2 separate regions of the Homo sapiens genome follow, and region 1 is linked to region 2. A link is a contact called in ENCODE Hi-C or POLR2A ChIA-PET data. All regions are on one chromosome and are shown on one strand. Each heading gives the region's core, a stretch centred on a gene start or an enhancer-like site at or near the end of the contact. The rest is flanking DNA. Distances are from core to core; before and after follow the strand shown.

Evidence for each region. A loop is a pair of places that touch in the nucleus more often than their neighbours do. ChIA-PET counts read pairs that join two places held with the same protein, here RNA polymerase II (POLR2A). Pooled maps may share reads with other maps.
Region 1: a loop to region 2 is called in a map of chondrocyte, with 2.5 times the contacts of the local background. The contact joins two enhancer-like sites. A Hi-C loop is called at or near these places in 2 of 168 maps with a recorded cell type or tissue (chondrocyte and endothelial cell of hepatic sinusoid) and 1 of 50 pooled maps. POLR2A ChIA-PET finds 5 or more read pairs at or near these places in 2 of 52 experiments (AG04449 and AG04450).

Annotation. Positions count from the first base shown.
Region 1 is chr2:240,366,601-240,371,890 of GRCh38, reverse strand. No RefSeq gene overlaps it. Among named protein-coding and RNA genes, the nearest start is that of GPC1, 66 kb to the left of the region's middle. RefSeq lists enhancers at 1,372-2,261, 1-3,329. Within about 2 kb of position 1,635, at least 25 of the 41 ENCODE cell types and tissues checked have a DNase peak (open chromatin) inside an H3K27ac peak, as active enhancers do.
Region 2 is chr2:240,316,913-240,322,225 of GRCh38, reverse strand. No RefSeq gene overlaps it. Among named protein-coding and RNA genes, the nearest start is that of GPC1, 120 kb to the left of the region's middle. Within about 2 kb of position 2,030, at least 5 of the 41 ENCODE cell types and tissues checked have a DNase peak (open chromatin) inside an H3K27ac peak, as active enhancers do.

The sequences.
Region 1 (5,290 bases), core at 386-2,885, 50 kb before region 2:
CCAGCCCCAGGCACGGCGGGCATCATCAGGACAAAATGCCAGGCTCCACGCCACCATCCAAAGTCCCAGAAACAGTGGCCAGCTGTCCAGGGCCCGCCACACCCGAGCCCACCTCGCCCTCACTGCTCTCCTGACTCCTGTCCTTCAACTCATTGGCCTGCTGTGGCTTCATTGTATCCCCAACAGGATGGATCCCAGAGCCCCGGGGCACCCGCCACTCAAGGCCAGCAGTGCTATGCCTCTGCGTCAGCCTCTGTATCTGCCTCTGCCTCCTCCCTGCCCCTCGGCAGCCTGCAGGGCCCCTTCCAGGGGAAGGCTGGATCCCAAGCAAGGGAAGGGAGCGCCTGTCTCTGCTCACACCCTGACCGGCTTGACATCAGAATAAGATTCAGGGTCCCCACGTGTGGCCATCCTCTGTCTGGTTCCCTCAGCGGCAGCCACACCAATGTCCTAGCTGTCCTCGGACCCCAAGCTGACCGCTGCTGCCCTGGGCCTTTGCCTCTGCTGCTAGCCTGTCGGGAGCACCTCCCCTGGTACACAAGGCTTCCTTGCCTGCTTCTCGTCCCTGGAAAGGCCATGGCCTCCCAGAGGCCCTCCCTGGTGTGGAACCGCCTTCCTCTGGTCATGTCCCCCACAGCATTTGGCTGAGCTGCAGGAATTTACTGTCTGTCCCTTAAGAGCTGTTTCTGATGCCGGGTCCCAGAAGATGCTTGTCCCCAGCTCCAACCCTTCCAGGGCAAGCCCCTCACCCTCTGTCAGCCATGGCGGGGCTTGGGGGCTGCAGGGAATACCCAGGGTCCTGTGGATGGTCCACGTGGCCCTGAAGCCTTTGCGGAGGAAACGTGAATTGCATCAGGAATGAAATGAAACGTTGTCACCCACTTCATTTTTCTTTTTTTGAGACAGGCTCTCACTCTGTCGCCCAGGCTGGAGTGCAGTGGTGCGATCTCGGCAACCTCTGCCTCCCGGGTTCAATCTCTTCTCCTGCCTCAGCCTCCTGAGTAGCTGGGATTACAGGCACACACCACCACGCCCGGCTGATTTTTGTGTTTTTGGCAGAGAAGGGGTTTCACCGTGTTGGCCAGGCTGGTCTCAAACTTCTGACCACAAGTGACCTGCCCGCCTCGGCCTCTCAAAGTGCTGGGATTATAGGCATGAGCCACTGTGCCTGGCTCACCCACTTCATTTTTCAATTGGATGTGGCGAATCTCTCCCGAGCCCAGCGTTGGGGCCCACAGGGCCACTGACTCCAGGAGAACAAGGGTCTCTGCCTTGTGTAGGTGGGGGTCATGCTGTCATTCCCCAACCCGTGGGGCAAATCTCCAGGGACTCTCAATGGGGAGACAGCACCCCCCACAGCTTGCAAAGTGGCCCAGGCCTGGTGAGGGCCGTGGCTGTCCCAGGGTCCATGGACAAGTCAGGGCGAGAAACACAGCAGCCTCCAGGCACCCGAGGGTGCTTCTGGGGCCTCAGGAGGAGCTGGGCTTTCTGCATGTGGGTGGCCCAGGGGCCCGTTACAGGCCCATCCCGCTGAGGGCAGCATTCCGGGTAGAGGCCCAGCAGGTGCGGCCACAGACAGCTGAGCCTTCCCGGGATGCTTGTGGCGTGAAGTCAGCTGCCCAACCCTGGCCACTGGCCGCACCCCAGGCTATTTTTGGATCCTGCAGCTCAGAGCCTGCCTTGCTGCTCCCGCCCCTGGAGCTCCTGGAAGTCTGGTCAGGAGTGTGGACAATGCCCCTCTTGTCATACATCTGCCCCTTCCCCACAGCCCCCACCGCAGGGCCACCCTCCTCCCCCAGACACAGCTGGTCCTGGCTGGGCTGGGGTGGGCTGCCTGGCTGAGAGGAGGCTGGCCTTGGACCGGGACCCTGGCATCACGGCAAAGCTGGAGACTCAGGGAGTCCAGGAGGCGAGAGGCTGCCAGGGTTGTCCTGGGCCGTGTCTGTGTCAGCTCGTGTCCCTCCAGGATAAGTGATCTTGGGCAAGGCACACCTCTCTCTGGCAGAGAGGGCTCTGGAAGGTTTTCCCAGGGTCCTCCTCCCTCAAGTCCTCCCATGCCCTGAGGCTGGTCCCTGAGGTTGTTGGTCGGGGACTCCAGTCCTTGCTGCTCAGAAAAGCATGCCCAGTGTCCCTCGCCCTGCCCAGTGTACGTCCAAGGCTGCTGAAAGAATGGAGAAGGCTTCCTTTACTTCTGCCTTCATTCCTTGGACAGATATTAAAACCTGCTGTGTCCAGGCCCTGACTGGGCACAGTGTTGGTAAATCAGGTCTGGTTCCAACTTCAAACAGGCAGCCCTGACCTTGGTGCAGGCAGCCCTGACCTGCAGGCATGTGGTCCCCCGACCTTAGATAGGATGCCCCCGACCTTGGACTGGGTACCGGTGACCTTGGAGCAGGCAGCCCTGACCTGGAGGCATGCAGCTCTCTGCAGAACCAGATGTGGGTGGGGGGGCGGGTGGGGGGGCCATAGTCACTCAGGGCTTGGGGATGGCTGCTCTTTGTTGGGCTGAGTGTAGGGAGGTGGGTTCCCAGCTTCAGGACCAGGTGAATGGGGGATGCAAGCGTGGGTGGGGCAGGTGAAGCAGGAAGGGCAGGTGGGGACAGGTCAGATGACTCTTAGCATCACGGCGGTGGGACCCGCTGTGGTGTTCTGAGCAGACACGAGACAGAAGCTGCCTTCAGGAAGTTTGGTTGCACAGACAAGGGTCAGGAGACTTTAATTTGTGCAGATGAGGTGCCCTGAGGGCATTTAGCAGCTGCTGGAAAGGAGGTGTGGGAGGGCTTATTAGGGAGACATTTAACCCCCACACGGTCGATCAATCGTGAGCCACCTGTGCCTGGATCCTACCTGTCAGAGACGCCTGAGTGGCCCCACGTTCCAGCCTAGGTCCGGGAGACACCTGACACCAGGAGTTGGCCCCAAGACAATGCTGAGAGCAGCTCAGACTCTGCCCGTGGAGTGGCCTGACCCTGGGCACAAGGTGATGGGCCTTGCCAGGCACGGAGCCAGAGAGCAGCCAGGGTTGCCTGTGCCCAGCCTGTTGTGCAATGCAGTGGGGGACAGAGAATGCTCGCTGCAGGGGAAACAGGCCTGTCCTCTCGTGCCCCCAGGCTCTGCCCTGGGTGCCCCTGAGCTTACTCTGTCCCCAGGCTCTGCCCTGGGCACCCCTGAGCTCACCCCACCCCTCCAGGCTCTGCCTGTCTTGGCTGTTTGTCTTGGTATAACAAAATTACCATAGACCTGGTGGTGTAGAAACAAGAGAAATGTATCTCTCACAGTTTGGAAGTCGCGAAGTCCAAGATGAAGGTGCTGGAAGACTGTGTCTGGTGAGGGCCGCTTTCCATAGACAGTGCCTTCTCGCTGGGTGCTCCCTCTGTGGAAGGGGCGGCCTCTTTTCTAAGGGCACCAGTCCCATTCACGGGCCTCCACTCTCACAACCTAATCACCTCCTAAAGGCCTCACCTCTGAATATTACTGCACTGGGGGACAGGTCAACATGTGCATTTTGGGGGAACACACATATTTAGATCAAGCTTGTCCAACCCGAGGCCCGTGGGCCCCATGTGGCCCAGGGTGGTTTTGAATTCGACCCAACACAAATTCATAAACTTTCTTAAAACATTATGAGTTGTTTCGTGATTTTTTTTGTTTGCTTTAGCTCGTCAGCCATCGTTAGTGTTAGTGTATTTTATGTGTGGCCCAAGACAATTCTTCTTCTAATGTGGTCCAAGCCCAGGGAAGCCAAAAGGTTGGACAACTCCTGATTTCGACCATCACACCTCCGTAACAGCCAACCCCTGAGGTCCAGCCTAGGGGTGGCTCTGGGAGTTGGTGGCCGGAGGTCCACACAGTCTCAGTCCCACTCAGGCCCCCGAGCAGCTTGTAGGGGCTGTGCCCAGCTGGGCCCCTTCCAGCTGGGCCTCCAGGTGCGGCCACACCCATGTTTCTAGGGAGGCATGGGGACACAGCGGTGGCTCTCCACTCTAGCAAGGAGCCTCGTGCAGCACCCGTGCCCAGCAGGATCCTCTGGCTGCAGAAACAGCAAGGGACTCCCCTCCCTGCGTAAGAAGAGGCGTCCGCGGGACCCAGGCCGGATGCCCGTGGAGAGGGAGGAGCCAAGCCGGTGTGGGGCTCCGCAGTGGAAAGCAGTGGGAGCCTCCCATGGGTTCTCTGCTGGGCTGCATCACCCCAACCCTCTCAGGAGGGGAAGCCCTGAGCCCCCCTTGAGGGTTGATTGTGCCCCACAGCAGATGTCAGGGGCTGTGACCAAAAGGATGCCTGGGCCAGGTAGAGAAACCTGGGAGATGGCCCCGTCTGAGGCACAGCGCACGGTGTCTTCATCCTCCTGTGTGGACTCTCTGGGTTCATGGAGGAGCCCTGACTTAGGGCTGGGGTTAAATGTGCCCCCCAACCCCTCCCTTCACCCCTGCTCAGCTGAGTCCCCTCTTCTTGGCCTTGCATGGCAGCTGGGCCAGGGCTGAGGCTTTTGGGCCTTTTGGGTGATTGAACATCCAGCCAACATTAACGCTTCACTTCCAGTCCCGCAAAACACCCATCGCTTTCCCTCCTTGCAGCACAGGGAGAGCAGCATCCCCACTGCTGGGGAGTGTGCTTGTGTGTGCATTTATGTGTGCATGTGCATGTGCATTCGTGTGTGTGTGCATTTGCATGTGCTTGTGTGCCTTCATGTGTGTGCATTTGCGTGTGTGCATTTGCATGTGTGCGTGTGTGCATTCGCGTGTGCGTTCACATGTGTGTATTCGTGTGTGCATGTGCGTGTGCCTTCGTGTGTGTGCATTTGCATGTGCATGTGCGTGTGTGCATTCGTGTGTGTGCATTTGCATGTGCATGTGTGTATTCGTGTGTGCATTCACATTGTGTGCATGTGCATGTGTATATTCGTGTGTGCGTTCACGTGTGTGTATTCACGTGTGCATGTGCGTGTGTGCATTTGTGCGTGCATTCATGTGTGCATGTGCGTGTGCATGTATGCAGGTGCATGTGCGTGCATGCTGGGGTGGTTTCTGGCCTCAAGACATCCCCGCTCCCCCCTCTTCAAGGCTCAGCCCCTCTGGACGGCTGTGTGTGGGAAACGGGTGGTGGTCTTCACTCTCCCCAGGCCCCTCTGCCGACAAAGTCTCCTTCAGTCCTGCCAGGGCTCCCGTCACTGCCTGGTCCCTCTCCATGGAGTGTCAGCTAGCCTTCCAGATGATCCCTGCGGCCTCTGGGTGGGGGTGTCCCTGAAGGCCAACCCAGGCTCTCCAGGGTCTTCCCCTGCCCGACATTGACA
Region 2 (5,313 bases), core at 781-3,280:
GCTGCTGTCTGATGCTCCAAGCATTACAGACCTGCACACATACAGCCCTGGATGGTCCTGGACCAATGTTTGCTGCCTCTGGTGCTTTCCTGACACTGACTTATTTTTATTTTATTTTATTTTATTTTATTTTATTATTTTATTATTTTATTTTGAGACAAAGTCTTGCTCTTGTTCCCCAGGCTGCAGTGCAGTGGTGCAATCTCAGCTCACTGCAACCTCTGCCTCCTGTGTTCAAGTGATTCTCCTGCCTCAGCCTCCTGAGTAGCTGGGATTACAGGTGCCTGCCACCACACTCAGCTAATTTTTGTATTTTTAGTAGAGACGGGGTTTCACTATGTTGGCCAGGCTGGTCTCGAACTCCAGACATCAGGGGATCTGCCCGCCTCAGCCTCCCAAAGTGCTGGGATTACAGGCATGAGCCACTGCATCCAGCCTGATTTTTTAAAAACTGATTTCTAAGAAGCAAGGAGGAGGCATCCCTGCTTCATGGTGGCAATGGGAATGGAGCAGCTGGGTCTCTGGTTGGTGACTGCAGGCTTGGGTCAGAGGTGACCTCTCTCTGCATCTGTGTATACCCCCCTTTCTCTCTGCATATATATATATATATATATATATATATATATATATATATATATATATATATATAAATGTGTGTACAAGTAAGGCACATGTACATCCTCCTGGCGAAAATTTAAGTAGAGAAAAACCTGCCGTTGAAGTGACAGCCTTCCTCCACCTCTTCTGGGTCCATCCCATCCACCTCTCAGAGGCGACCGCGTCACCACCGGGGGTGTCCTTTTGGCCATGACCCGTGCAGGCGTGTGTGTCGCTAGACAAGTAGACGTATATATTTGTGGCATTTTTAATACACAGAATCACCTGGTGAGAACTGGCTTACAACTTGCTTTTTCACTTAGCAATATGTTTGGAGGTTTCCCATTTAACCATTCCTTCTTGATGGGCATTTGGGCTGTTTCTATTTTTTCACAATGACTGACAATGCTGTAATAAACATTTTTGGACACGCTTTCTTTAACATATGGGAGCCTGTCTGCTGGAAATATTGTTAGATGTGGAATTTCTGGGATAAACTGGCAGCCTCCATCCCACCCCTCATTCCCGGCACGAACACTGATTCAAAACACTAAATTTGCCAAGTGAAAGATCTCATTGGGAAATGGCCCAGTGGAGGGACTAGCGAAGTGCTTCCTGGCAGCGCCCACATGTTGGGCAGCTTCTGACAGTGCAGAGTGGTCACCCTTCTGTGTTCCATGGACCGACGTGGGACAAGGCAGACTGTGTCCCCACAGAAAGGATCCCACCGTGTGGAACGCTGTGGCATCTTCTGTGTCACAGGACTGCAGGCCCCTGGGGGTGGCAGTGCTGGGGTAGGGGCAGGCACCAGCATGCTCTCCTTGGACTTCTGTGCCTAGTCTTGGACAGGGGTCTTGGATGGAGGGCTACAGTGATGTGCCAGACCACAGAGTGGTTTGCGAAGCTGAGGCTGACCAGCCCGGCTGGGTGCCAGCGGCTCCAACCCCCTTGGAGGCCGGACTGCTGGCTCTGATGGGGCACCTGACTGTGTGACAGCAGCGAGGGAGGGGAAGTGCATGTCCCCAAGAGTCCAGACGGTCCAGAGACAATGAAAATGCTTTATAGAGAAGTAACCAAGTCTTTGCATGTCAGCAGGGGCTTTGTGGAGCTAGAGAAAGGGCTTGTTAACGCCCTCGCTCTGAGTCAGCAAGGCTTCCCGGAAGGTGTGTTCAGCACCAGGATGACCCGGCAGACCCCTGCGGCCACTGCTTCACTGCTTTGCCTCCATCCCTGCTGCTCCCACCCACGTCCTTCCCAGCACGCTCCAGCTTGCTCGCTTCATGGAGAACTTTCCCACGGCTCCCACCCACGGAAACGTTTCCTGCCCTCCCGCTGGGGCCCTCAGACGCTGACTCAGCCTAGATGAGGGCAAGGGCAGCCCGGGTGGTACATCGGCCCCCAAGTCCCAGGTCTGCCTCTTCAGCCCACGGGCCCCTGCCACAGTGGAGCCACCAAGCCAGTCCTCCCCTCCCACAGCTGAGACGCCAGGTGTTCCGGACGCTGGGAGGAGGCAGAGGCGAGGCTCTCCCAGGACGGAGTCTGGGCCCTTCTCAGGCCTGTAGGGAGACACCACTCCAGGTCACATTAGAGAGTCCTTGATCTGGTTCAGGACGTTCTGCAGTGAGGAGCTAGAGGACAGCACACTCCATGTGGTGGGGGCACGCGTGCCAGAGCTGCCTGGAACAAGCAGGTTTAGCAGCATCCTGCAATTTGTTCCAGAGCCCTCTGAGCTGGCTGAATGCTCCAGAAACCTGGTACACAGCTTCTGGCTGCCCCTCCCTGGGCCACCACTAACTCTTCGATTTGTCGTTACAAAGTCAGCACAAACCTACGGACAGCTGGGCCTCCATTAACCAGGAAGACACAGTCCAGGGTTGGGCTGTGCTGCTAGAAACATTATAAGGAGGTTCAGATGAGATGAGAGGCTGGGAAAGGCATCCAGAACAGAGCTCCCTGTTTCCAGATAACCTCAGGGGACAGGACCCACGTCAATTCCTTTAACAAGCAGTCCTTGGATACTAACTGTGCAAGGATCTGGGATGATGGATGTGGGTTTGTTTGATTCAGCAAATGTTCACTGAATGCCTATTATGTATGTGGCTTTGTGCTGGGGACATGGAGATGACCCAGATCTAGCCCTTGTTCTCGAGCTCACGATCTGGTTGGGGAGAACCAGGGCAGGGCCTAGGGTAAGGCAGGCGGGGTGCCTGGGGTGCAGAACTCAGGGAGGCACTTGCTTCCCGGGCTGAGCCTGCACTTGCACAAACCTGGGAGTGAACGCTTTAACTTTCGGGGCATCTCACTTGCCTTATCCTAGTCCTGCTGTCAAGCAGAACCATGGTCAATGAGTGGATGGATGGATGAAGATCTGGATGGATGAATGAAAGCTTGAAAACCACCTACGACCTGGCTAGATTGGGCCACTGTGTTTCCATAACCTTCCCTTCCTCCAGACTCACCCTCCTCCAGCCTCACCCCTCCTCCAGCCTCATTCCCTCTTCCAGTCTCACCCCCTCCTCCAGCCTCACCCCTCCTCCAGCCTCGCCCCCTCCTCCAGCTTCACCCCCTCCTCCTGCCTCACCCTCTTCATGGTACCTGCCACACAGCATCACGAACTGAGGACTCTTCCCATTGTCCCATGAAGTCTCTTGATTCTGACTGGTAGGCATGGAAACTATTCCCAACCCTCTGTGAGCTCTGGTGATTGTTCAGCCTGCTGCTTTCTGGTGGTTCTTTTTCAGGAATCAAGCCCCACACATGCAGAATCAGTGCTCAGTACTTCCCTGAGTTTCTCTCTCCACGAAGTGCCCCACTGCCCAGTACTCGGTCAGTGCTCAGTACTTCCCCGAGTTTCTCTCTCCACCAAGTGCCCCACTCCCCAGTACTCGGTCAGTGCTCAGTACTTCCCCGAGTTTCTCTCTCCACCAAGTGCCCCACTGCCCAGTACTCGGTCAGTGCTCAGTACTTCCCCAAGTTTCTCTCTCCACCAAGTGCCCCACTCCCCAGTACTCGGTCAGTGCTCAGTACTTCCCCGAGTTTCTCTCTCCACCAAGTTCCCCACTCCCCAGTAGTCAGTCAAGTGCATTCTCGGTGTCTTTGCCTCTCCAAACTCCATTCTTGGTTTTTCTGTTTTTTCCCTGCTTATTGAAACAACTAGGAAGTGTTTGGATCCGTCTTCCCTGCACTGCAGCCTGTCCAGTGTCTGAAATACATTTTCGATGTTCCTATGTTACAGGTTTGCATAAAGGCAATTCTATAGCAGTTTTTTAAGTTTTCAAACATATTTGATACATGATCACATTTGTTCCTTACAATAATCAGTGATATTCATAATTCAAGTAATACACGTGACACGGTTTGGATCTGCGTCCCCATCAAACCTCATGTTGAATTTTAATCCCCAGTGTTGGAGGTGGGGCCTGGCGAGAGGTGACTGGGTCTTGGTGGAAGAGTTCTCACGAATGCTTTAGCACCATCCTCCATTGGTACCATAGGGTGAATGAGTTCTCATGAGATCTGCTTGTTTTAAAAGTGTGTATCACCCCCTCTCAGCCCCTTGCTCCTGCCGTGCGAGATGCCTGCTCCCTCTTTACCTTCCACCATGAATAAAAGTTCCCTGAGGCACCCCCGAGAAGAAGCCACCATGCTTCCTGTACAGCCTGCAGAACTGTGAGCCAACTAAACTGCTTTTCTTTATAAATTACCCAGTCTCAGGTATTTCTTTATAGCAATGCTAGAATGGACTAATATAATACCATTTGACAAATGAGGAAAATGCTAGAATATTTAAGTGAGTTAAAAAAACTTTTTTTTTTTGAGATGGAGTATCGCTCTGTCACCCAGGCTGGAGTGCAGTGGCGCAATCTCGGCTCACTGCAAGCTCCGCCTCCCGGGTTCACGCCATTCTCCTGCCTCAGCCTCCCGAGTAGCTGGGACTGCAGGCGCCCGCCACCACGCCCAGCTAATTTTTTTGTATTTTTAGTAGAGACGGGGTTTCACCGTGTTAGCCAGGGAGGTCTTGATCTCCTGACCTCGTGATCCACCCGCCTCGGCCTCCCAAAGTGCTGGGATTACAGGTGTGAGCCACCGCGCCCGGCCTAAGCGTGTTAAAAAAACTTTAACAACATTCTTCTACTTAATAATAGCTACATTGAAATACAATTTGTATTCCATAAAATTCACTGTGTTGAAGCATACAACGCACTGGTGTTCAGCATAGGCACAGAGGTGTGCAGCCACCACTACCATGTAATTTTAGAAAACTTCATTACCCGCAAAAGAAACCTTCCACCCATCAGCAATCACTCCTCATTTCTTCCTCCCTCCAACTCCGGCAGCCGCTAGGCTACTCTGTCTCCATGGATTGCCTGTTCTGGACACTTCACATAAATGCAGTCATGCAATATGTGGTCTTTTATGTCTGGTTTCTTACACTTGGCATAAAGTTTTCTAGGTCTGTCCATGTTGGAACCTGTATTAGAGCTTCCATCCCTTTATGGCTGAATAATATACCTCTATGTGGCTAGACTACACTTTGTTTACCCATTGGTCAGCTGATGGATATTTCGGTTGTTTCTATATTTTGGATATTACGAATAATGCTGCCATGAGAATTGTGTACAAATATTGTGTGAACATATATGTTCATTTCTCATGGGTAGATACTTAGGAATGAAATCACTGGGTAGTATGCTAACTCCATGTTTAACCTTTTGA